Linked DNA regions of Homo sapiens: region 2 is linked to region 1. The links are chromatin loops, found by intact Hi-C in ENCODE. Cell type or tissue: psoas muscle. All regions are shown on one strand. Links, peaks and the distances in the headings refer to the core of each region. The heading gives the core; the rest is flanking DNA. Region 1 has its middle 47 kb from the start of FIBIN. Region 2 has its middle 120 kb from the start of FIBIN.

The links. A loop is a pair of places that touch in the nucleus more often than their neighbours do. Peaks named below come from ENCODE experiments on the same cell type or tissue, not always from the same donor. Only the 100,000 strongest peaks of a DNase experiment are listed, where the experiment ranks them.
Region 2: a loop joins it to region 1, with 8 times the contacts of the local background. A loop is called at or near these places in 2 of 110 quality-filtered maps.

What each region holds. Positions count from the first base shown.
Region 1 is chr11:26,941,718-26,952,323 of GRCh38, forward strand. No RefSeq gene overlaps it. Among named protein-coding and RNA genes, the nearest start is that of FIBIN, 47 kb to the right of the region's middle. RefSeq lists an enhancer at 8,082-8,582. In psoas muscle, for the core only: no CTCF peak of the experiment used is centred there; a DNase peak (open chromatin) is centred at 5,834; H3K27ac peaks cover 790 bases.
Region 2 is chr11:26,870,920-26,881,525 of GRCh38, forward strand. No RefSeq gene overlaps it. Among named protein-coding and RNA genes, the nearest start is that of FIBIN, 120 kb to the right of the region's middle. In psoas muscle, for the core only: no CTCF peak of the experiment used is centred there; no DNase peak of the experiment used is centred there.

The sequences.
Region 1 (10,606 bases), core at 1,336-9,335:
TCCCACATTTTCCTGTCTTCTTCTGAGACCTCCAAACTGTTCCAACCTCTGCTTGTTACCCAGTTTCAAAGTCACTTCTACATTTTCTGGTATCTTTTCAGCAATGCCCCACTCTACTGATACCAATTTACTGTATTAGTCTGTTTTCATACTGCTGATAAAGACATAGCTTACACTGAGCAATTTACAAAGAAAAGAGGTTTAATGGAGAACTCACAATTCCATATGGGTGGGGAAACCTCACAATCATGGCAGAAGGCAAGGAGGAGCTAGTTACATCTTATGTGGATGGCAGCAGGCAAAGAGAGAGCTTGTGTAAGGAAACTCCTATTTTTTAAAAACCATCAGATCTCATGAAACTTATTCACTATCACAAGAACATCACGGAAAAGACCCACCCAATAATTCAATTACCTCCCACCAGGTCCCTCTCACAACACATGGAAATTACAAGATGAGATTTGGGTGGGGACATAGCTAAACCACATCAGTGTGTCTAACCTGTTAATCCCCTGGCCTGAGGTTCTTGTTTGATCTCTGCATAACTCAAACTGCTCATTTAAGAATTAGTCTTTTTCTGAGGTGGACATCTGAGGTTTTCATCAAATTCTCAAAGAAGCCCAGGACCCCAAAAAGGTTAAGAATCATTGGTATAACCAATCAATGCCAGTCAAATGAGAAAAAAAAGGGATTATTTTAACTTTTCATTCTCTTTTTCTATCCAAAGGTCTGGCTCAGATGAATTCATAGAGACACACCCTTTGGTCTCCATTTTTGGTGTGTGACACCATTTTCCATTTCCATTTTTACATTTTCGGCTTCACTCTCATGCTCCAAGTTCCAGATAATTTGGTCATGGTCTGGCTACTCTCCAAAGAGAAATACATTTTTTAAAATGCGCTGCTTGTTCATGTTTGATTATAAAGAATTATTCTCAAAAGGATTTCTGAGCTGAAACATTTCTGTTAATTGCACTGACACATCGAAGACCAGTTTTCTAGGGGTAAAGTGTGGATGAGAAATACAAGATGTCACATGAAGTAGACACATGGAAAGTTTTTTTAAAAAAATTATATCCAGATAGTCATTATTCTATGTCATTAACGTAGTCTTGGAAGGGAAGTTAGTGAAGAAAATTTGAGAACGCATTGTTTTACCAACAAGGAAGTCTAAATAGAATAGTTGCAAAATAGCTCATATGCTTTTGTTGACACGGATCATTTTTCTTTATTGCCTAGTTTTGCCTTTTTCCTTGAGAAGATATATAAAACCGAGTATGTTGCTGTGTGTAAAAGTCTTTTAATTAGGCTGCATGGTACAAAGCATGGTTCAGTGAAGGAAACACAGATGTTGGGGTAGAGAAGCACACCCAGTTTTATTGCCTATTTTAGCAACTTCTCTGTTCTGTGCCTGAAAACCCTAAGATTAATGCCAACTGTAAGAACTCAGCCTCCCAAGTGGTTTGGTGAAAGAAGACATCTCCTTCCTGAACTGACCTGAAGAAATCAGGGAGAAATCTCTCCTAGAAAACCAGGCAGGCTCAGACTCATTCCATGAACTTCAGAGCCCACTTTCATTGTCTCTATTAGGAATAAGTAATGGTGATAGAAATCAGCCAGATGAATTCAGATGCTTCATAAGATGGTACCAAAAATCTGCTGGATTTGAGGCCCCAATTCCCGAAGTTTAGATTTTAGGTAATTACTGATGCTTATTTGCTGTGGGAAGTGCTTCTTTTCTCAAATTCATTTTATGGCTGAATATTTCCAAGCAGAAAATAGGCACCAAATGTCCCCATGTGGCAATAAGTCCCTGTGTATTTTATCCAAAAAATAATGTTGAGTCATGTGTAATAAATACTCATCCTTCAATCTGCTAAGCATCCTGCAGTTCGAGAATTTTGTAATTTTAGACATCCACCCAAAAGAGGTGAGTGGGAGCCATGAAGCATATTCAGGAGGGCCCTTACCTTCACGCTCCAATATTTTCTATCCACCAATCTTAGTTCTGCCCTATGAAAGTACACACAATAAGCTTAATCCTGTGGCTACAAGGCAGGCTTTCAGATAAATTTAGACAGCTATCATGCCAGCACTAAACCCTTTCTTCCCTGAGTAAATGCCTCCAGAGCGCTGAACCAGTCCTTGCATAACATGCTTTCCAAGTCACTCACTGCTATAGACTAAATGTCTGTGTCTCCTCCAAATCCCTTTGTTGAAGCCCTAATCTTCAATGTGATAGCATTTAGAGATGGGGCCTTAGGAGATAATTAAGTTTAGGTGGACTCAGGAAGGCGTAGCCCCTGTGATGAGATTAGTGCCCTTAGAAGATGAAGAGATCAGAACTTGCTCTCTGTGTGCATGCACCATGGAAAGGCCATGTGAGAATGGGAGCCCTCACCGAAACTCTAACCATGTTGGCACCCTGATCTCAGACTTTCAGCTTCCTAAACTTTGAGAAATAAGTCTTTTGGTTTAAGCCATCCAGTCTGAAGTATTTGTTATTGTAGCCTAAGCTGACCAAGATACCAACCTTGTCCCTCTTCTCTGAATGTACTCCAGGTTATTCCTATTTCTCCAGAGCTAATATCAGCTAGAACTAAATATAACATGCTATCAATCCAGGGGACTGCCCCACCCCATATCCTTGAGGTTATGATTCTGCTTATGTGGCTTAAGCTTATATTCTGCCATATTTGAATAAACCTTCCTCTCTTTCCTTGGTACTCTCATTTTAAAAGATTATCTTTCCATGAGTATGGATGAGAGTTGACAGCTATCTAGTTACTAAATGTTGAGTATAAAGTATAACCTATAATAACATATATAATATATAATTTATTATATAAATTTATGAGAGCTATGTAACATAAATATTATAACATATATAATATAATGAAGAGAAGTAAGGTGCTTCCCTGCCTGAGAGACTTAGAGGCTAGTCTGAGACACAAAGTAAAAGCATCTAATTATCCTCCAAGTCAGCTATTTCCAAAGTCAGAGGAATAAGGCAGCTCATAGAGGGAAGATTCTATAATATGCTAAGGTAAGCAGGGATCGTTCTAGAGAGAACATGGCACTTGGCAATAGAATTGCTAGCTAGAGAGAAGCCTAACAATTCATTCATTCCACAAATATTTATTTTTACCTTATTACATTCCAGGAACTAAAAGGGAAAATCAATTTAATTAGGACTCAGAGAATGTCCTCATGTAACCTATTTTCTAGAAGCATCAAGGATTCCCCAAGTGCTCATACGCTTTTCTAAACAGGCCTTCTGGAAAGCAGATGAGAGTGCCAAAATCAGTTAACACTTCCTTTGCAGTAGTCCACTGAGAAGAAAAAAGACACATGAGAACTTTGCATCCACATCTGTCCCCAATTATGACTGATTTTCACTCTGCTCAGATGCATTTAATGTGGATACCCTTGTTGGCTTATGTGACTGAGTCATTGGCATTAGACCTGAAAAAAATAAAAGACACTGGTCACTCACAGGATGGTGATTATGCCTGGGCTCATCATGAAAGAACCCACCCATTGCAGGGATCTGTGCATGGTCTCCTCCTCATGGTCACCCTCAGAGACTAGAAACTAAGTCCAAATATAGAAAAAGTCCACCATGGATCTATTAGAATATAACAGAACTGAGAGAGATTTCAGAAAATATCTAGTGCCAAAAAGAGCAGTAGCTTTCTTTTGTTTTAATCTCATGTACATTCTTGGCATTGAAAGTACTCCAAAGAACAGAAGTGGCTTCTTGTAGCATCGTGTTGAGATGAAGTCTGACCCTGCAGATGGATTCAGTGGAATGTTTAGTAATTGATTAGCTATGACTGCCTTTGGCATAGAAGGAATAAGTTGGGAAAATAGTGCCACATATTTGCAATTTCGTTTAATGCCCTCATTATACAAATGGAAAAACTAGGACCAGAGAGACAATACCTTCCCCGAGGTCACACAGCTGGTGCAACATATTACCAACACTGGGATCAATAGGTCCTTCTGCCTTCCTACATATCTTCCTTTTTAATTTCAACCTTTGCTTCAGAAAAATTAATCCTAGACCCTAAGTCAGATGATCTTGAATTTGGTCCTGGCTTTGGTAACTAAAAAGATGAGCAACCTATTAGAATTTCTTACAGTAGTAAGTCCTAGAAGAGACCACAAGGATAGCCCAATCAATGCACTCATTCTGTAGGTGAGAAAATGGGTCCAGAGAGGTTTCCATGAATTAGTAGAAAAGCTAGGATTAGAACATATTTCCAAAGTCTTGTCCCTGATACTCCTTCACAGTGTCCTTTCTTATTTGTAAAATCTATTTATTAAATAAGAGTTCATTGGGTACCTGGTATGTGACATGCATTGGGCCATTGTCAGGGGGGATATAAGGGTAAGCTCGTGGTTTAGTAGGGGAACTGGTTGTTCAAATACTTTTCTTACAGTTTGATGAGTGCCAAAAAAAGGTTTGTGTAAAGGTGTAAAGTGTCACATAAAGAGAGGGAAGGAGCACTGAACTCTTCCTGAGTCATGACAACATTCACAAATAGGGTGAATGTTTTGTTGAGTCTTAAAGTATAAATAGGAGTTTCATAAGAATACAGAGTGGGCCAGGGCATTCCAGATAAATAGTACCACATGAGAAAAGGCACAGAAATATGAAGAGGCATGACATAGCTTAACAACCACGAGTCATCTGGAAACTAAAGAAAGGTACAAAAGATCTTGTGCATGACACTAAATGATTCAGACTTGACCTAGGAAAGCAGTGATGAGTCATTAGCATAGCAGAAAAAAGAGAGGGGCAGGATCAATTCCTTGCTTTGGAAAGATAATGATAATATTGTGAACAGAAGAATCAGAAGCTTAGGAGACCAGCTAGGAAAAAATTGCTGGGGACTATATGAGAGAAAATGGCAGCCTCCGTAAAGCTAGTAATGCTGTAGGAATGTGTAGAGAACTGACTCAAAGACCATTGCAGAGTTATAATCAATGGCCTTGATTTATGTTGGATACAAGAGCTAAGGGAGAGAAAATAACCAATAAATGAAAATAATGCATTATGTTTATCTTATAGGATATTACAAATGAAATAAGGTTGTGGATAAGAAAGTACTTGGGGACAAAAACAACAATACGCAAAGCTCTTTAATATGTAAGGCATTTTTATTATCACAAGATCTTATTATCAAATACTATGTTGGTTTGCTCTTTGGCACAAAGACATGGGTCAAATGCATTTTGAACAAAGAAACATGGCAAAAGGAAAAGTGCAATGTATGGCGTTGGATTTATCCATTTGCTCCTCCAATAGTCATTGGCAACATTATGGATTAGGCTTTGCAAAGTGGGAGAAACAGAGAGATGAACCAACCACACTCTCTGCGGAAGCATCAAAGGTTATTGTTTACATTTGCTTTAAGAAACTTACCTATTTCAGTAAAGAAGCACCCTCTCAGAGTTTCTCCAACCAAATTATATAATAGATCTTTGAAGAGAACTACCTTAGGTGAATGGCAGAAGATGTTTAAATGTGTGAATCTGGTTTAGCTGCTCCACCAATAAGCTGCCAAATTGAGCTTTTTGGTAATTATCAAAACATCTGTAATAGGATTAGTGTGTCAGAAACAGCTGCTGCTTTCTTGGTAGGAGAAGGAGGTGGGGAATTGGGACATGGACTTCACTTTAGCCCAGATGTTTCTCATTTGGAGAAAGGATAAAGGATAGACACTGAGTCAGTGAGAAGGCATCAAGACAAAAGTGAAAAAGGACATGATTTCAAATTGCACTGGCCCTAAGTTGACTCAAGTGCATACCATGGGCATGTGGTGAGCAAAGCTTCCCTGCTCTCCACAGTCCTGGGAGCTAGACTTGTTTGCCAAAAAATGTCCTAGTAAAAATATTTATATGAAAACAACACAAAGGCAGTGTTAAGAGCACTGCTGACCCCTTACAGTTTGACCTCATCTTTCCACCGCAATAAGAACTTGGAAAATCTCCCTCTCTATGTGAATGATGCAAGACTTGGTTACACTAGGTGGTTGAGCACTTCCTTCTGGCTATGAGCCTTCAAAGACGGGGAGGAGCATGTGGGAAGCTCCAGTGAATTACAGGAATACTTCCATGAAAGAGGCTGCTTCTGCTGAGAAAGGTTGTACAAGTTACTACAAAATTCAGACTCTAGCTCTCTACTTGTAGAGTAACCTGGTTGAATCCAACCATGTATTCAAGTAATCAATGGACAAATATTTATTGAGCACATACAATGTATAAGGCAATGTGCCAAATTCAAGGACAGCATGGAACGGGACAGACAAATTTCCTGCCCTTATTTGTCCTCATAGTCCAGGGAAAATATGATTGCTCAAGTAAGAATTTAAATTGCAATTGTCATAAATATTGCAAAAGACAGCTGACCAATGAATTTAGTCATGTCATAGTTTTTATAGCTTTAGGCTGTTCTGCATGTGTGCAAAGTGTTGGTCATTATGTTGCAGAATCCAGTAAAACCAGAATCTACTAAAAATGAGCCTTCAACTTCCATTTTTTAAATTAGAACATTATCTTAGGCCCTCCCGCTTTGGTACTACCTGTGACAATTTTCTGCCTTCCCTTCATCCAATATCTACTCAACTTCTGACTCATTAGTTCCCATTCTGTGTGCTTTTGTTTTTACTGATGAGAATTCTGTTTTTGCATCCATCATGCACAATGAAACACCCTTCTAGGAGAAGATTAGACAAGGATGACTTCACTTAACTAATGGTCAGTCCCAGGACAGAGCTAGACTCAGAGGGTGCCTTTAGGGATAGGGCTGAGCAAAGCCTTTGGCCAATTATGAAGGCAAGCCTTCTCTTTGATGACCCACACTTCCTCAGTAGGCACTATTTCTTCCTGTTCCTTTTTTTCTTTCTTTCTTCGCTTAAAACAACCTTTTTCCTTATCTCTAGCTTTCAAAATCATATTAGTTCTTCAAATACCACCTTAATTGTCACCCTTTCTATGGGATTTTCCTGCTTCCCACATGCCTGATAGGCAGCTCCTTTAAACTCCCTTAGTACTTTGTAGTTCTGTTGGGATATCAGAGCCTGTCTTATTTTATTTTGCTGATATTTTATTTTGCTTCTAACTAAAATGAAACTATCTCATTCATCTCTGTATTCTATGCAGCCAGTGGTACAAAACTTTACATACAGTATGTACTTAATTAGAATACTTTAATATAGATCTTCAAGTTAAAGTAAGCTTATTTTTGAATCTTGACACTGCCTTTTACAAGGAGACAATTCACTTATCTCTGGACCTGCTTATTCATCTCATCAAAAAGTAGAATAACAACAGTGACTTTATAGGGTTGCTAGGAGCAGCAAATGATGTGTCATATGGAAATCCCTAGCCTAGAATATGGTTCATTGGGGAATTCTATAAGTGTTTGTTACCTTTTCTTCTCAATATCATTTATTGAATTAAAAATGAATTGAAACTAAGGAAACTGAATTTGAAAGATATTGAATAACCCACATTTTCCCAAAATTCTACTTCACTTTTTTTTTTGTAATTCCGTTGTTTAGAGCAAGTGTCTGTAGTCAAAACCTATGGGCCAAATCTGGTCAAACACTTGTTTTTGCAAATGAAGTTTACTGAAACTCACTGTGCACATTCATTTACATATTTGCTATGACTTCTTTCACAATACACCTGTAAAGTTCAATAGCTGCAACAGAGATCTTATGGCCATGGCTGGCAATGCCTAAAATACTTAATCCCCTAATCCCTAGCCTTTTGCAAGAAAAGTTTGCCAACCCATGGTTTCTAGTTAAGTTGGGGCTCTTTTTTCAGAAAACTTCTATGAATATTCAAATATAGTATCTCCAATAGGTGATGTGTCAAGTCACTTGCACTTGTTGTCATATTACCTTAGATCAAATTACCAGATGAGATCTGAAAGCAAATAGTAAGAATTAAGGGAGAAACTCTGGCAGTGGCAATAAAAGAAGGGAAGTACTGGGCCAAAGATGTTGACTCACAAAATAGAGAAATAAGCTTTGTTTTGTGAGTAGGGGAGTGAAGAGCTGATAATCAGCCATGAAAGCAATGGTTGGTGAACCCAAAGAAATGAAATCTGAGTAAGAGGAAGAGCAGTGGCAATAGTAATACTAGTTACCCATCTTTACCAGAATTCCCAAGAACACAGAGATTGAGACAAAGGCTATATGCTAACGCCCCCCAAATTATTGAGACTGAAATCCCTGAAAACAGAAGTAAAATAAAGGGAGGAATGAGTCATGGAAAGGCTCAATAGCATGCTCATAGCAAGCACTGCTGAATGCTCAGTCCCACAGGGCATCTTGAGAGAACTGCCTGAAACTACTGCACTCTAGAGCTGTCAGGGAGCAAAAAGAAAGCCCAGCTCTGAGCTCCTGTTACTCAAAGTGTTCACAGGATATTGAGTCCACCTCATCTCAGAATTGCACCTTTCCACCTGGGGAAGCCAGAACCTGAGGCAGCAGCAGTGACATCCACGGCACAAGTCACGGCATGAGGGGTGAGCCCATAGGTGCCCGTGAGCCTCATCTGCAGCCTGCAACTGGCAGTCTTGCTGGCCTGGCTGAGTAAACCAAGGCACCAATGTGGGCACCTCTCAAGGTCTGTTGAGCCTCAGGGGCAACAGGGAAGCACTGGCATGGGAAGTACAAAGTGAGGCAAGCCACCGCCAGGTCATGAAAGCCAGCGACACAAGGCAGCAAGAAACTTCCTCACAGTGGGGCTGTTTGGCCAAGTAATAGAGTACCAAAAAGACACAGCCCCCACCATGGAGAGCTGCCATGTGGATTAATCGAAATCCAAACATCCCTTCTGTGGCCTGCAGGAAAACATTTGACATTGGGCAATCTTCATTGAGAGTCATCAGCCACATAGACAAACACTCACAGAATCTGCAGAGGCTCTTAAACTAAGGCCAGCACATTACAGCGACTGCTATTGAGCACCTTATTGAGCACCTGCTATAGCTAGGCTATCTTCAGACGTCTATATATTTTTAATCCTCAGGATACCACCATGAGGGCGAAACACTAGTCTGCACTTTACATATGAGTAAACCCAGGCCCAGAGTAGTTAAGTAACTTGTTCAGATACTTTCACTTATTTGGGGCATGTGGAAAAGAGACCAAATCCCTCCTAGGTGGCCCCAGGGAACAGAACTGAGGCCAATGAGTAGAAATTACTAGAAACCAGTACTGAGAATAGGAACTTTCTAAGAGTCTGAGCCAGTTTTCCAACAATCAGGAGAGAAAGTAAGGTGCCCACGGATGGCACTAATGAGTACATTGTGGATTTCTCTGGGAGAAAAGCAGGATTCTTTGCTCTGGTGAAGATTGAACTAGATGAAGCCAGAAGTTTTCCAGAATCAATACCAACACACTTTTACTGATGTCATTTTAACATCAATGCAGGAGAAGAAAAGATACTTATAAAATAATGGAAATATCCACCAGTATTCAGCTTTTAATATGTACCAAGCACTTGGCAAATAGCCAGATATATATATATATATATATATATAAAATTTAGTCTTCATAACAACTATGAGTTAATTATTATCATTATTGTCAATTCACAAAAGAGAAAACTGAGACCGGCAGAGGTAAATCACAGAACCTTGCCCAAGGTTCCCAGCTAGTAAATGTCAATAATTGACTGCCTGCTAAAGCCAGTGCTCTGCTCTGCTGCCTCAAATATTCTGCATTTGCCTGTTGTTCTGAACTCAAAATTTTGGAGCCTGAGCACCTGTGAAAGAAAAGCCACATGTAAAGACACTAGATGGGTCATTTTGGTAGATAAAGTTGTGTTTTAAACAGCTTTTACTTTTTTTCTGTCCACGTTCTCTGAAAATCCTTTCCTCATGAATCCTTTATTTTTCCATTACATTTAAACACCTCCCAGACTGTTTGCTGCCATTTAAAATGTTTTGAAAAGCATTTTTGCAGGTTTCTTCCAATGAAAAACTAACAAAGTCATCAAAAGACAGACTGTTTTTTTTCCCCGCCTCAGAGTAAAAATCACATTGGGGAACAACAAGGAAATTAAAATAAGAAAAAATAGCACTGGGAGCAAGACATTAGTATGACAAAGGGCTCATGACTGGTAATAATTTTAGGTGATACAGGCATAGTCAAGTCTGCAGAAAATAAAAATAAAAAAGGAGAAAAACTTCAGCATTCTGAAGCCTCTGGCACCAAAAAGCCAGTGACAAGATAGCCCAAAACTGCATCCATGGAAAATCACAGCTGCAGCAAACCGCAGGCTGATGGCTAAAAGCTACCGCTGCATTGTTTCCAATCTCCGCCTGAGACAGCACACATTTATCAGTGGTCTGTAATGCCTCGCAGCAAAAAATCTTTAACTGCTTAAACTATATTTTAATTTTGAAAAGACACATCTTGCTGCAATTTACTTTTTTTATTTTTCCACCCTAACAGAAATGTTTCGCCTTGAGTTATAATCTAACACTTTCCTCTTTTTGGGGTTGAGACTGTAGGCTCTGGAATCAGACTGCTCTGGTTTTTAATGTTGGTTCAAATACCTAATTTAGAGATGTGACCCTT
Region 2 (10,606 bases), core at 1,060-9,059, 71 kb before region 1:
GGAAATATAATAAAGTGTTTTGGAAAGCAGGAAACTTTATTTTATAACTTTAAGTGAAAAATATGTGGCATTAAGGCCTGATTTTTTATTGTTTTGTCTTTTTTTAACTTCGGGAATTAAAATTTTTTGTTTAAATGCTGAATTTGAAAATTGAAACAGACTTTTGGGTTTTGTTATAAAAGCAAAGTAATAATGTTTTTATGTATTTTATAGGGTTATATAGCATAATAACTTGAATTTATGGTTGGATTTGACTGAATTTATATAGATACTAATTTGAATGACTTATACACAGAAAATGTGCAATATTTTAAGTATAAAAATTAAACTGGAACTGTTTGCTTTTGTTTTATAGTATAAATAAAAATAACCTAGATGGCAAACTATTTAATTATTTGAGCAGAACTTATGAATGAAAGATATATTTTAGAGCCATATGACTGAGGGACATTTTAACTTGCACTTTTTAGTGGCAAAAGTAGTGTATAAACTAATGTTAGTGTATACACTACAAAAGGGCTAAGTGTGTAATATTTTTTAATTTCATTTTAAAAATGAAAGTCTTTTTTTTTACGGTGAAGGGCAATAACACTAAATTTTTTATGGGTACAAGGGAATGATTTATTTAGTACATTAACACACTTAACTGTTAGTGTTTTTGGGAAGCTGGATTTGCTACAAACTTATTTTGAAAAACATGGATTATTAAATTTTATAATAAAGTTATTAATAAAGACATAGTTAAGTTTTTATAAACACTAAATGTGTGTATTTGTTGTTATGGTTCTAAATGTTAAAGAAAAACCTTTGAAAATTAGTATAGTGATAATATACATGCTTTGTGTTTGCTATTAAACTTAAGACCAAGAACAATGCCTAAAATCATTAAATTCAAGAAAATTGAAATTTCAAGTACCCTCTCAGACCACAGTGGAATAAAACTGGAAATTAATTCCAAAGGAGCCCTTAAAACTATAAAAATACATGAAAATTAAATGATCTATTCTTAAATGATCATTGAGTTAACAATAAAATCAAGATAGAAATTTAAAAATTATTTGTGCTGAATAATAATAATGACAAAACTTATCAAAACCTCTGGGATACAGCGAAGGTGGTGCTAAGAGGAAAGTTCACAGCATTAAATGCCTACATCAAAAAGTCTGAAAGAGTGCAAAGAGACAATCTAAGGTCACACCTCAAGGAACTAGAGAAACAAGAACAAAACAAACTGAAACATAGCAGAAGACAAAACATAACAAAGATTAGAGTAGAATTAAATGAAATTGAAACAAAAAACACAAAAGATAAATGAAACAAAAAGCTGGTTCTTGAAAAGATCAACAAAATTGATAGACCATTAGTGAAATTAACCAAGAAAAGAAGAGAGAACTCAATTAGAAATGAAATGAGAGCTGTTGCAATTGATATTACAGACATACAAAAGATTATTCCAGGCTACTATGAACATCTATATGCACACAAACTAAAACATCTAGAAGAGATGGCTAAATTTCTGGAAATATACAATTCTCTTAAATTAAACCAGGAAGAAATAGAAACTCTGAACATATCAATAACAAGTAGCAAGACTGAAACAGTAATTTTAAAAATTGCCAACAAAATAAAGTCCAGGACAAGATAGATTCACAGCTGAATTCTATCAGACATGCTAAGTAGAGTTGGTACCAATTTTACTGAAACTATTCAAAAATAAAGAGTGAACCCTCCCAAAATCATTCTATGTCACCAGCCACTAGGGTGGTATAAGTCACCCCAATACCAAAAACTGGAAAGGACATAATAAAAATAAATCTACAGACCAATATCTCTGATGAACATGGATGCGGAAATCCTGGACAAAATACTAGCTAACAGAATCCAAGAGCATATCAAAAAGATAATCCACCATGATCAAGTGAATTTTGTACCAGGAATGCAGGGATGGTATGACATATGCAAGTCAATAAATTTGATACATCATATAAGCAGAATTTTTTTAAAAAATTTACAGTCATCTCAATAGATGTAGAGAAAGCATTTGGCAAAATCCAGTATCCCTTTATGATTAAAACCTTCAGCAAAATTGGCATACAAGGGACTTACCTTAGGATAATAAAAGCCATCTATTAGAAACCCACAGCAAGCTGGGTGCAGTGGCTCACACCTGTAATCCCAGCACTTTGGGAGGCCGAGGTGGGCAGATCATCTGAGGTCAGAAGTTCAAAACTGGCCTGACCAACGTGGAGAAACCCCATTTCTACTAAAAACACAAAATTAGCTGGGCGTGGTGATGCATGTCTGTAATCTCAGCTACTCGGGAGGCTGAGGAGGGAGAATAGCTTGAACCCGGGAGGCGGAGATTGCGGTGAGCTGAGATCACACTATTGCATTCCAGCCTGGGCAACAAGAGCAAAACTCTGTCTCAAAAAAATAAATGAATAAAAAGAAACCCACAGCCAACATTATACTAAACAGGGAAAAGTTGAAAACATTCTCCCTGAAAACTGAAACAAGACAAGAATGTCCATTTTTACCATTTCTATTCACCATAGTACTGAGTCCTAGCCAGAGCAGTCAACAAGAGAAAGAAATAAGGGGCATCCACATCAGTAAAGAGAAGTAAAACTGTCACTGTTTGCCAATTATATAATTATATACTTAGGAAACCCTAAAGACTCATTCAAAAAGCTCCTAGATCTGATAAATTAACTCAGTAAAGTTTCAGGATACAAAATCAATGTTCACAAATTAGTAGAAACAGCTATACACAAACAGCTGAGACACCAAGCTGAGAAAAAATACATCAAGCTGAGAAACAAATCAATAACTCAATCCCTTTTACAACAATGGCAAAATAAAATAAATAAATAAATAAATACCTAAGAATATACCTAACCAAGGAAGTGAAAGATCTCTACAAGAAAAACTACAAAACACTGCTGAAAGAAATAATTTACAGCTGGGCATGGTGGTTCACACCTGTAATCCCAGCACTTTGGGAGGCCAAGGCAGGCAGATCACGAGGTCAAGAGATCGAGACCATCCTGGCTAGGAAAGTGAAACCCCATCTCTATTAAAAATACAAAAATTAGCCGGGCATGGTGGCATACGTCTGTAGTCCCAGCTACTTGGGAGACTGAGGCAGGAGAATCACTTGAACCCAGGAGGCAGAGGTTGCAGTGAGCCACTGCACTCCAGCCTGGGTGACAGAGTGAGATTCCATCTCAAAAAAAAGAAAGAAAGAAAGAAAGAAAGAAAGAAAGAAAGAAAGAAAGAAAGAAAGAAAGAAAGAAAGAGAAAGAAAGAAAGAAAGAAAGAAAGAAAGAAAGAAACAATGAATGTACAACACAGATGGAAACACATCTCATGTTCATGAATGGGTAGAATCAATGTTGTTAAAATGACCTTACTGCCAAAAGCAATCTACAGGTTTAACGTAATTCCCATCAAAGTACTGTCATCGTTCTTCACAGAAGTAGAAAAAATTCTAAAATTCATATGGAACCAAAAAAAAGCACACATAGCCAAGGCAAGACTAAGCAAAAACAAATCTGGAGGTGTCACATTACCCCACTTCAAACTATACTACAAGGCTATAGTTACCAAAACAGCATGGTACTGGTATAAAAATAGGCACATAGACCAATGGAATAGAGAACCGAGAAATGAAGCCAAATGCCTACAGCAAACTGATCTTCAACAAAGCAAACAAAAACATAAATTGGGAAAAGGACACCCTATTCAACAAATGGTGCTGAGATAATTGGCAAGTCACACGTAGAAGAATAAAACTGAATCCTCATCTCCAACCTTATGCAAAAATTAACTCAAAATGGACCAAAGACTTAAATCTAAGACCTGAAACCATAAAAATTATAGAACATAGCATTGGAAAAACTTTTCTAGACGTTGGCTTAGGTAAAGATTTCATGACCAAGAACCCAAAAGCAAATGCAACAAAAACAAAAATAGATGGGATTGAATTAAATTAGAAAGTGTCTGCACAGCAAAAGAAATAATCAGCAGAGTAAATATAGACAACCCACAGAGTAGAAGAAAATATTTTCAAACTATGCATCCAACAAAGGACTAATATTGAGAAGTAATAAGGAACTCAAATCAGCAAGAAAAAAAAATAATTCCATCAAAATGTGGACAAAGTTCATGAATAGACAATTATCAAAGCAGATATACAAATGGTCAACAAACATATGAAAAAATGCTCAACATCACTAATCAAGAAAATGCAAATTAAAACCACAGTGAGATATTACCTTATTCCTGCAAAAATGGCCATAATTTAAAAATCAAGGCCAGGCATGGTGGCTCATGCCTATAATCCCTGAACTTTGGGAGACTAAGGTGGGTGGATCACTTGAGCTCAGGAGTTCAAGACAAGCCTGAGAAGCATGGCGATACCCCATCTCTACAAAAAATTACCTGGTGTGATGCCATACAGCTGTGGTCCCAGGAACTTGGGAGGCTGAGATTGGGGGATGACTTGAGCCCAAAAGGTGGAGGTTGCAGTGATGAGATCATGATAGTGCACTCCAGCCTGGGTAACAGAGTGAGACTCTGTCTCAAAAAGAAAAAAAATCAAACAATATTAAATGGTGGCATGGATGTGGTGAAAAGGAACACTTTTACACTGCTGGTGGGAATGTAAACTAGTACAACTTCATAGAAAACAGTATGAAGATTCCTTAAAGAACTAAGAGTAGAACTACCATTTGATCCAGCAGTCCCACTACTGGATACCTACCCAGAGGAAAAAAAGTTATTATATGAAAAAGACACTTGCACACACATGTTTATTGCAGCACAATTTGCAATTGCAAATAAATGGAACCAGCCTAAATGTCCATCAACCAACAAGTGGATAGAGAAAATGTGTTATATATATACCATGGAATACAACTCAGCCATAAAAAGAAACAAAATAATGGCACTCAAAACAACCTGGATGGAGTTGGAGACCATTATTCTAAGTGAAGTTAACAGGAAATTGAAAAACAAATTTCGTATGTTCTTATTTATAAGTGGGAGGTAAGCTATGAGGATTCAAAGGCATAAGAATGATATAATGGACTTTGGGACTCAGGGGAGAGTGTGTTTGGAAGGTGAGGGATAAAAGACTACATCTTAGGTACAGTGTACACTGCTCAGATGATAGGTGCACCAAAATCTCAGAAATTATGACTAAATAAATTATTCATGTAACCAAAAACCACCTGTTTTCTCAAAACTATTGAAATTTAATAAAAAGAAGGCCTGGCACTGTGGCTCACACCTGTAATCCTGGCACTTTGGGAGGCCAAGATGGGTGGATCACTTGAGGTTAAAAGTTCAAGACCAGCCTGGCCAACATGGTGAAACCTCATCTCTACTAAAAATACAAAAATTAGCCAGGCGTGGTGGTGGGCACCTGTAATCACAGCTACTCAGGAGGCTGAGGCAGGGGAACTGCTTGAACCCGGGAGGCAGAGGTTTCAGTGAGTGGGGATCATGACATTGCACTCCAGCCTGGGCAACAGGACAAGAATCCATCTCAAAAACAAAAAAGAAAAGAAATTTGATAAAAAGAATGAAGAAAAAATTTGAAAAAGAAATAAAACCTCTGAGAAATATGAAATTATGTAGGGAGACCAAATCTATGACTCAATGGCATTCCTGAAAGAGAAGGCAAGAGAGCAAGCAACTTGGAAAACATTTAACGATATAGTTCACATTTTCCCAATCTCACTAGACAGGTTGACATGCAAATCTAAGAAAATCAAAAAACCCCTGTGAGATATTATAAAAGATAATATTATGTAATCATAATGGACTCAAACCAACAAGAAGACTTAACTATCCAAAATATATATGCACCCAACATTAGAGCACTCAGTTTTTAGAGATCTTCAAAGAGATTTAGAGGACCACACAATCTCCAAGACACATAGCCATCAGATTTTCCAAGGTTAATGTGAAAGGAAAAATCTTAAAGGCAGCTACAGGGAAGGGACAGGTCACTTAAAAATAGAACCCAATTAGGTTAAAAGAAGACCTTTCAGTGAAAACCTGACAAGGAAGAAATTGGACGCCTATTTTTAATGTCTTTTTTAAAAAAGATATTCCAACCAAGAATTTCATATACCACCAAACTAAGCTTCATAAGCAAAGCAGAAATGAAATCCTTTTCAGACAAGTAAATGTTAAGGAAATTCATTACCACTAGACCTTACTTACAAGAGGTCTGAAAGGAAGTGCTAAACATGGAAATGAAAGAATACCTGCCACTACAAAAATGCACTTAAGCACATACCTCACTGACACTATAAAGCAACTATACCAATCAAGTTTACAAAACAACCAGCTAACAGCATGTTGACCTGATTAAAGCCTCACAAATCATTATTGACCCTGAATATAATTGGGCTAAAAATGTCTCATTAAAAGGCATAGATAGAGTGGCAAATTGCATAAAGAAACAAGACCCAACTGTCTGCTGTCTTCAAGAGACACATGTCACAAGTAATGATACTCATAGGCTCAAAATAAAGGCATAGAGGAAGGTCTATCAGGCAAATGGAAAGCAAAAAAGAGCAGGTGTTGCTATTCTTATATCAGATAAAACAGGCTTTAAACCAACAATGATTTAAAAAGGCAAAGAAGGGCATTCTGTAATGATAAAGATCTTCATCCAACAAGAAAACTTCACTATCCTAAATAAATGCCCACTCAACACTGGAGCACCAAGATTTGTGAAGCAAATTCTTAGAAATCTATGAAGAGATTTAGACAACCACAAGATAATACTGGGGACTTCAACACCCCACTGACAGTTTTACACAAATAGTCAAGGCAGAAAACTAGCAAGGATATTCTGGACTTAAACTTTACACTTGACCAATTGAACCTAAGAGACACCTAAGGAATATTCAACCAACAATAACAGAATAAATACTTTTCTCATCTGGAAGAAGCACATACTCCAAGATCAACCACATGCTCTGCCAGGAAGAATGTACCAACAAATTAAAAAGAAAAACAAAATTGTACCAACCACAGTCTCAGACTGTATTAGTCCATTTTCATCACTATAAAGTATATCTGAGACTGGGTATTTTATTTAAATAAAAGTTTAATTGTCTTATGATTCTGCAGACTTACTGGAAGCATAGTGGCAGCGACTGCTTCTGGTGAGGGTTCCAGGAAGATTGCAGTCATGGCAGAAAGCAAAGGGGAGCCAGTGTATCAAATGGTGAAAGAGGGAGCAAGAGAAGGAAAAGGGGGAGGTCACTTTGAAACAACCAGATTTCATGTTAACTGAGAGAAAACTCACTTATCACCAAAAGGCTGGTGCTAAACTATCCGTGTGGAATCCAATACTATGATCCAATTACCTCCCACAAGGTCCCTCCTCCTACATTGGGAATCACATTTTAACATGACATTTGGAGGGTACAAACATCCAAACCATATCATTCCACCTCTGGCACCCCAAACCTCATGTCCTTCTCAAATTTCAAAATAAAATTATGTCTTTGCAATAGTTCCTCAAAGTTAATATCTCCTCAGCATTAACTCAAAAGTCCGAAGTCTCAAGAATCATCTGGAAATGAGTTTCTTTCTTCCACGCATGAGCCTGTGTAACCCAAACAAGTTATTTACTTTCAAGCTGAAATGGTGGTGCAGGCATTGAGGAAACATTCCCATTCCAAAAAGGAGAAATTGACCTAAAGGAAGGGGCAATAGGCCCCACACAAGTTTGAAATCCAACAGGGTCTTCATTAAATCTTAGATCTCCAAAATAATATGTCTTGATACAATTTTCCACATCCCAGTATGAGGAGTAGGCTCTAAAAGCCTTGTGGCTTTGCAGTGTGGTACAGGCTACTCTCATGGGTTGGAGTTAAATGCTTATGGCTTTTCTAGGGAGAGAATACAAGCTGCCAGTGAATCTACCCTTCTAGATTCTGGAGGATGGTGACCTCCTTCCCACAGCTCCACTAGGCAGTGTCCTGACAGGGAATCTGTGTGGGGGCTCCAATCCCACATTACCCTGAGCCTTTGCCCTGGTAGAGCTTCTCTGTTAGGACCCCACCCCTGTGGCAGGCTTCTGCCTCGGCTTTTCCGTACCTCCTCTGAAATGCAGATGGAAGCTGCTAAGGCTTCTTCACACTCACATTCTGAGCATCTACAGACTTAACACTACATGGAAACCACCAAGGCTTATGGGTTGCACCCTCCTGAGTTGTGGCCCAAGTTGGACCTGGGACTATTTGAGCTGAGGCTGAAGCCAGAGTGGCTGGAATACAGGGAGCAGTGTCCTGAGGCTATGCCAGGCAGCTGGGCACTTGGCCTGGACAACAAATCATTTTTTCCTCTTCCTCTTAGGCCTCTGGGCAAGAAATGGAAGGGGCTGCCATGAAGTCTCTAAAATGCCTTTGAGTACTTTTCCCCCGTTGTCTTGGATTTTAGCACTTCACTCCCTTTTAGTCATGCTAATCTCCTTAGCAAGTGGTTGCTCCACAGCCCATTTGAATTTCTCTCTTGCTTTTCGTTATTGTGGCATGTGGCTAGGTTGCAAATTTTCCAAACTTTTACTCTCTGCTTCCCTTTAAATATAAGTTTTAACTTTAAGTCATTCATTTGCTCCTGCATCTGAGCATAGACTGTTAGAAATAGCCAGATCACGTTTTGAATACTTTGGAAATTCCTTCCACAAGTCATTCTAAATAATTACTCTTAATTTCAAACTTCCACACATCTCTAGGATATGGACACAATGCAGCCAAACTCTTTGCAAAGGCATAACACAGGTGATCTTTTCTCTAGCTTCCAATAAATTTCTTATTTCCATCTGAGACCTCATCAGCCTGGACTTCACTGAACTTATTACTATCAACATTTTGGTCACAATGTTTTAACCAGTCTCTAAGAAGTTCCAAATTTCCCTAATCTTCCTGTCTTCCTTTAAGCCCTCCAAACTCTTCCAACATCTTCTTATTACTCAGTATCAAAGCCACTTCCACATCTTCGAGTATCTTTATAGCAATGCCCCCCTCCTCAGTACCAATTTTCTTTATTCATCTATTTTGTGTCACTGTAAAGAAATAATTGAGACTAAGTAATTTATTTTTTTAAAAGTTTAATTGGCTCATGGTACTGTAGGCTGTACAGGAAGCATAGTGCTGGCATCTGCTTCTGGTGAGTGCCTCAGGAAATTTACAATCATGATGGAAGGCAAATCAGAGCCAACATATCACATGGCAAGTGAGGGAGTAAGAGAGGGAGAAGGGGAAGTTCCCAGACTCTTTTAAACAACTAGATATCACATGAACTAACTGAGCTAGAACTCACCTATCACCAAGGGGATAGTGCTAAACCTCCATGTGGGATCTGACCCCATGATCCAATTACTTCCCACCAGGCTCCTGGTCCAACATTGAGGATCACATTTTTACAGGATATTTAAAGAGGACAAACATCCAACCATATCATGGACAACAGTGCAATAAAAATAGAAATCAATATCAAGAAGATCAATTAAAACCATACAGTAACATGGAAGTTAAACTACCTGGTCCTGAATGACTTTTCAGTAAAAAAGAAAAAAAGAAATTAAGACAGAAATTTAAAGGGTTCTGGGAAACTAATGAAAACAGAGATATAACCTAGTAAAATCTTTGTGACACAGCTAAATCAGTGTTAAGAATAGTTTTAGCACTAAAGGCCTACATCAAAAAATTAGAAAGGTCATAAATTAACAACCTATGTTGCTCCTCAAGGAACTAGAAAAAAAACAAACCAACCCCAAAGCTAAGAGAAGAAAAGAAATATCTAAAATCAAACCTGACATAAACAAAATTGAGACACTAAAATCCATACAATAATTAATGCAACCAAAAGATGATTTTGATTATTCAAAAGATGAAACAAGATTGATAGACTGCTAGCTAGATTAATATAGAAAAAAAGAAGAAGATTCAAATAATTACAACCAGAAATGACAAAAGCAGCATTACAACTGACCCAACAGAAATACAAAAAATCATCAGACACTATTACAAACACCTATTGTGCACAAACTAGAAAACCTAGAAGAAATGGGTAAAATCCTGGAAATACAAAGCCTCTGAAGATTGAACTAGGAAGAAATTAAAATCCCAAACAGACTAATAATGAGTTCCAGTAATAAAAGGCCTACAACCCAAATAAAATCCTGGGCCAGATGGATTCACAGCTGAATTCTACCAGATGTACAAAGAAGAGCTAGTGCCAATCCTACTGAAATTATTCTAAGAAATCCAGGAGTAGGGACTTCTCCCTAACTTGATCTATGAAGCTAGCACCATTGTGATACCAAATCCTGGCAGGGACACAATGACAAAAGAAAACTTTAGGCCACTATTCCTGACCAACATAGTGGGTCAGGAATAGTGGGACACTGTGTGGGACACTGTGTGGCATTTGGCCCCTGCCCTAGAGATCTGTGGAGCTTTGAACTTGAGAGAAATGATTTAGCATGTCTGGTGGAGGAAATTTCCAAGCAGCAAAGCATTCAAGAGGTGACTTGGGTGCTCCTAAAAGCACCCAGCTTTATACATTCACAAAG